Linked DNA regions of Homo sapiens: region 1 is linked to region 2. A link is a loop called in an ENCODE intact Hi-C map of the cell type or tissue named here. Cell type or tissue: body of pancreas. All regions are shown on one strand. Links, peaks and the distances in the headings refer to the core of each region. The heading gives the core; the rest is flanking DNA. Region 1 has its middle 6.5 kb from the start of AHCYL2. Region 2 overlaps STRIP2 (striatin interacting protein 2).

Evidence for each region. Peaks named below come from ENCODE experiments on the same cell type or tissue, not always from the same donor. Only the 100,000 strongest peaks of a DNase experiment are listed, where the experiment ranks them.
Region 1: it touches region 2 in a loop (2.5-fold over the local background); 85 of 110 quality-filtered maps call a loop at or near these places.

What each region holds. Positions count from the first base shown.
Region 1 is chr7:129,217,074-129,219,982 of GRCh38, forward strand. No RefSeq gene overlaps it. Among named protein-coding and RNA genes, the nearest start is that of AHCYL2, 6.5 kb to the right of the region's middle. RefSeq lists enhancers at 1-253, 1,638-1,687. In body of pancreas, for the core only: a CTCF peak has its summit at 1,660 (motif pointing right); a DNase peak (open chromatin) is centred at 1,658.
Region 2 is chr7:129,463,870-129,466,778 of GRCh38, forward strand. It overlaps STRIP2 (striatin interacting protein 2), which reads left to right. Exons shown (of 21, transcript NM_020704.3): 15 at 175-272; 16 at 743-869. Among named protein-coding and RNA genes, the nearest start is that of STRIP2, 31 kb to the left of the region's middle. In body of pancreas, for the core only: no CTCF peak of the experiment used is centred there; no DNase peak of the experiment used is centred there.

The DNA.
Region 1 (2,909 bases), core at 247-2,746, 250 kb before region 2:
AAGAGTCATCACCACTCCCTAATCTCAAGTACCCAGGGACACAAACACTGCAGAAGGCCGCAGGGACCTCTGCCTAGGAAAACCAGAGACCTTTGTTCACGTGTTTATCTGCTGACCTTCTCTCCACTATTATCCTATGACCCTGCCACATCCCCCGCTCCGAGAAACACCCAAGAATGATCAATAAATCCAAAAAAAAAAAAAAAAAATGCCAACTCTTAGTGTATGCTTGCCGGGTACTTCTCTAAGCACTTTGTGTACATTAATTCATCAAATTTCACAGATTCAGACCTGTGAGGCTCTGTTAACACCCCTCAAGATACTGAGGCACAGAGAGTTTCAGTAGCTTGCCCAAGACCACACAGTAAGTGGAAATGCTGGCATTTTGTTGGCTCCAGTGGGCACTTAGCCATGGTGCTCCACTGTCTCTTGTTTAATTCAGAGAATAATAAACCAATCAGAGGAGCTCATTTTATGTGTTAGGTTGATGCAAAAGTCATTGCAGTTTTTGCCATTTTATTTTATTTTATTTTAAGTATTTTGAGACAGAGTTTCACTCTTGCTGCCCAGGCTGGAGTGCAATGGTGTGATCTCAGCTCACCACAACCTCCACCTCCAGGGTTCAAGTGATTCTCCTGCCTTAGCCTCCCAAGTAGCTGGGATTACAGGCATGTACCACCACACCTGGCTAATTTTGTATTTTTAGTAGAGATAGGGTTTCTCCATGTTGGTCAGGCTGGTCTCAAACTCCCGACCTCAGGTGATCCACCTGCCTTGGCTTCCCAAAGTGCTGGGATTACAGGCGTGAGCCACTGAGCCCAGCCAGTTGTTGCCATTTTAATTGGAAAATATAAGCTCAGTGAAGCAAAATGACTTGCTTGCTACCCCGCAGCTAGTGAGTGACAGACACTAGGTCCAGGCTCTTCCTGACTAGTGTCCAGGCTCTTTCCACGCTTAATCCCGCCTTTGATTTTTCTCTCTATCCAGGTTTCCTGGTTTATGTTCCCTCTGGCCATCCCACATCCTCTTACACCTGCTCTTCTTGTTCTTCCCGGCCGTTACTGCTTCCCTTAGCATTGTTACAGCTATTTTTTAGCCTTTATCAACAACAGTATTTAAAATAATGAAAGTTATCAGTGCTGTTTAAGGATCTTTTCTGAAACAAAGGGGAGTGTTACAATGTTCTTCTTTTCATCTCCAAAGACAGTTGACTACTAGTTTTCCTCCCTCCTTCTATCCTTTCTTTAGTGGGATTACTTATGTAAAGGATGGGAGATGGGGTGAAAGGGGAGTTCAATCTGGGCCTTAAAAGCTGAGAAATAGGCCAGGCACTGTGGTTCACGTCTGTAATCCCAGCATTTTGGGAGGCTGAGGCGAGAGAATCACTTGAGTCCAGGAGTTTGAGACCAGGCTGGCCAACATGGCGAAACTGTGTCTCTACAAAAAATAAATTAGCCAGACGTGGCGGTGCATGCCTATAGTCCCAGCTACTCGGGAGGCTGAGGTAGGAGGACTGCTTGAGCCCGCGAGGGTCAAGGCTGGCCGAGAATGCACCACTGCACTCCAGCCTGGGCGCTGGGCTACAGCAAGCACCACCCTGTCTCCAAAAAAACAGCTGAGAAATGTGACATTTGTGCAGAGACTCTGTGGCCACTAGGGGGCAATGTGAGCCCACCTTTGTGAATGCAGATGTCCAGCACCATGGACACTCCCACAACCAAGAAATCTTCCAGTAGTATCCCTACGGGAGCATCAATCTCAGGACTGAACAACAGTAACCACCCTTCTACCAAAAGCTCCTGAGTGAGATCCCCAAAGAAACCCCTCAGGATCCAAGGGGAGCCTGGTTTGTGGGACTCCCAGTTTGGGGGACTCCCTGCTATGCTGTTGCCCTGAAAACACAGCTCCCCATGCGTGCCCCTCATCACAGGCTCTGCCCTCAGCTGCCTCATTGGGCCTCTTACCATTCTTTCAAATTCAGCTGGCCTTGCCTCTGTTTGTTCCAGCTTCCTTAAAGCAGTCTGTCCACTGCCCATCTTTGTTCCTCTGTGCTTTTTTTTTTTTTTTTTTTTTTTGAGACAGGGTGTCACTCTGTTGCCCATGCTGGAGTGTTGTTCCTCTGTCTTCTTTTTTTTTTTTTTTTTTTTTTTTGAGACAGGGTCTCACTCTGTTGCCCAGGCTGGAGTGCAGTGATGCAATCTCGGCTCACTGCAGCCTCAATTTCCTGGGTCAGGCGATGTTCCTGCCTCAGCCTCCCAAGCTGCTGGGACTACAGGTGCACATCACCATGCCAGCCTAATTTTATTTTTTGTAGAGATGGGGTCTCACTATGTTGTCCAGGCTGGTCTCCAACTTGGTCTCGGCCCAGGTGATCTTCCTGCCTTGGCCTCCCAAGGTGCTGAAATTGCAGGCATCAGCCACCGTGTTCAGCCTCTGCCTGCTTTTTTATTTTTATTTTTAGAGACAGAATCTTGCTCTGTTGCCCAGGTTGGAGGGCAGTGGTGCAATCATAGCCCACTACAGCCTCAAACTCCTGGGCTCAAAGGATCCTCCGGCCTCAGCCTCCCAAGTAGCTACAACTACAGGCATGTACCATCATGCCAGACAAATGTTATTAAAAACAAATTTTTTTTAGAGACAGGGTCTGGTCATGTTGCCTATGCTGGTCTTGAACTCCTGGCATCAAAGTGATCTTTTGCCTTGGGCTCCCAAAGTGTGGGGATTATAGGCATGAGCCACTATGCCCAGCCTACTTTTGTTTTTAAGAAATTGAAACGATATAGAAAAGTACAAAGAACAACCTAATAAACACTCATATTCCCACCACTCAGAATTATCAACTTTTTATCATTTTATCATATTTGCTTCAGATCTTTTTTTTTTTTTAAAGAAAAGTATAACAGATTTAG
Region 2 (2,909 bases), core at 182-2,681:
GTCAGGACTGGGCACCTGTTTGCTTTTCTGGATGCTGGGGAGATATGGTCATTGAGGGAAGAACTTACAGAATGGCTTTAAAACACTTTTTATAGGGCGGTTAGGGTGTGGAAGAATCACTTCCTTGCTGAGTGGGTTTGACAGTGGTAAATTTCTTTATTTTCTACTTCTCAGATCGCTCTGCTTAAGATTCTGCTGGCTGCAGCTCCCACCTCTAAGGCTAAGACAGACTCTATCAATATCCTGGCAGATGTCCTACCTGAGGAGATGCCGTGAGTGCTTCAACGGGGGCAGCTGCTGGATACTAGCTGTCTTATCTGCAGGCTCTCTCTAGTCCCCACTCACCTTGTTAACACTTACAGAGATTGTCTCCAAAGAGATCTCCCCGTCTCTGCCCACCAGTACCCCCTTTCCCGTACAGGGCTTTCTGCTTGGCTCTTTTTAGCTCAGAACTCTGGATCTGGAGGGTGACACCAGTGCCAGCGACTGGCTGCCCAGGTATTTGGGTGAACATTGCCAAGGGATGAGCTTGCCAAAAGAGAGACGGAAACAAAGAGATCAGTGGAGCATTTCTTCAGATAGGCTCATAAGTGGGAACTCTGGAGGTTTCCCTGGCACAGAAGTTCAAGTTTCCCAAGTTCTGGCTCTCTTGTGTATATTGTATCAGACCCAAATACCTGGATCCCTACAGGGCTCCCTTTAAGGCCACTCTCTGCACTAATACCTTCTCTCCCCATTGTAGCATCACTGTTCTCCAGAGCATGAAGCTGGGCATCGATGTGAACAGGCACAAGGAGATTATTGTAAAGAGTATCTCTACCCTGCTTCTGCTACTCCTCAAACACTTCAAACTCAACCATATCTACCAGGTGAGCAGCTAGGAGCACTTCTCCACAGGTCTTGGGTGTTTGCCAGGCCCTATCTCTCAAAGGAAGGATGCAAAGTCCCTTTTAATCCTGATGAGCATCTTTCAGCCTTTTCTTTGTCCTCTCTCAGGGAATCCAGCCACCCATTGCATGAGCTTGAGGTAGGGTTATGGAGTGGGAACTGTCCTAGAAAGGTGCAGATGTCTGTGTCCCTTGTAAGTTATCCCAGAGTTGTGGGTAGGAATCTCTAGCTTCTCAGGAATATGCCCAGCCAGTTTTTAAACAATGCAAGAGAGAATGTAAGCATTTCACAAAAATGGGGGGGTGGGGGGAGTATGTTGACCGTAGTTTTCTATATGTGAAGCACTTTTCCAACATTTGAGATATAATTCTGAGAATAGGGCACAGTTCTGGCTCTTCAGGGCCTTGAAACCTTATAAAGGATACAGATATATAAGTAGCCAATTATAGAGAGATAAGTGCACTGATACTGATAAGCACTGGTTGCTATGGAAACATCTAATCCAGCTTGAGGTGGAGAAGAAATGACTCCTAACCTGAGTCCTAAAAAAACAGATGTTAGCCAGGATATGGGAATTGTTAGGGAAGGAGGACAGGAGGCATTTCAAGCAGAAAAGCTAATATGCAAAAGTCCAGAGGGGGAAGAGAGAGAGCAAAGTACCTTTAAAAACCGTAATTAAATGTTGCTGGAGTTCTGCCTGGGGCGGGGAAAGATGGGCATGGTCTGGTGACACAGGAAGCTGGAGGAATCGGCAAGGAGCAAATCATAATCTATATGCTAACACACAATTACTGGGCACCTATCCTGTGCCCAGCACCCTGTTAAGTTTGTCTAGGCCCTCATTTAATTATCTCCACCCTATGAAGTAGTCTTATTTAATACCTCTTTTATACATGATGAAATCGAAGCTAAGAAAAATTAAGAAGCTGCTTTCCCGTAAAACATTGTTTGCCATGCTAAGGAGTTTGGACTTGGTTTCATGGGCATTGCCAAGATATAGGGACAAGATGGGGACAGCAAATGGATGCTCCTGTCTGTGAGGAGACCACAGGGAAAAAAGGAATGCTTCTCATTTTTGCCCAGAGGCTCTACCCCATTTTCCTCCTAAGAAGTCAGAATCAAGCTTGCTGGTAGAAGAGCAGGTCCTCAGAGTACAGAGAGGCTTCTGTAGGGTCTATGTCCATGGCCCTATCAACCAGGGTATTTTTCCACTTTCATACATTCGAAGACATCTTTGGGTATGTTTCATTGCCCTGAGTGCTCCCACTTTTGCCAGTGTTTGCTGAGCAGCAGCAGGGCTGGGAGGAGTAGTGGTAGGTAGGAGATAGTGTTTCTAGTGGAAAGAGAACAGAGAACTGTAGATGTGTGTTTACTTCTGCTTTTCTTGGTGGGAAGTATGTGGATTCACAGCCAGACAGGTGGATGGCTTGATGGGCCATGCCAGTGTGTCAGTGAATCCTGAAGGGCCACAGGCACATCTCAAACTGAAAAAAGTTTTCCATCAGATGATACTGGATATGTGTTGGCTCTTTTGTCTGGGGCTTTGGAAAATACCCTGGATTTTACAAATAAAATAAATAACCTTCCAGGGAGAAAATTTTGAACAGAAGAGAGAAGTAGTCTTGGCATAAACTGACTCCACTGCTCTAACTACATACCCAGGGCCATTAGGCAGCTTAGCTTGCTGCTTGGCTACTTGTTGGTGATCAGAGAGCTGAGGATTTAAAACACCATAGTTCTCTGCTTTTTCAACCCCATTTCTATACTAGAATACTAGGTTCTGGATCTGGAGATAAACTGTGTTTGACACTCCTTAGTGTATCATGGGTAACATAACCCCCATGACACTGCTCTTATGGCCACCTGTCCCACTGGGTTGTCCTATATACAGACCACATCTGGATTTGGGAGAGCAGAATGGAGTCTCCACATTCTGGTATTAAGCCTATCAAAGACACCTTAGACTTCTCAGTGCAGTATCTGTTGGCTGAAGGGCTCTTGTTCATTCATTTATTAAAACA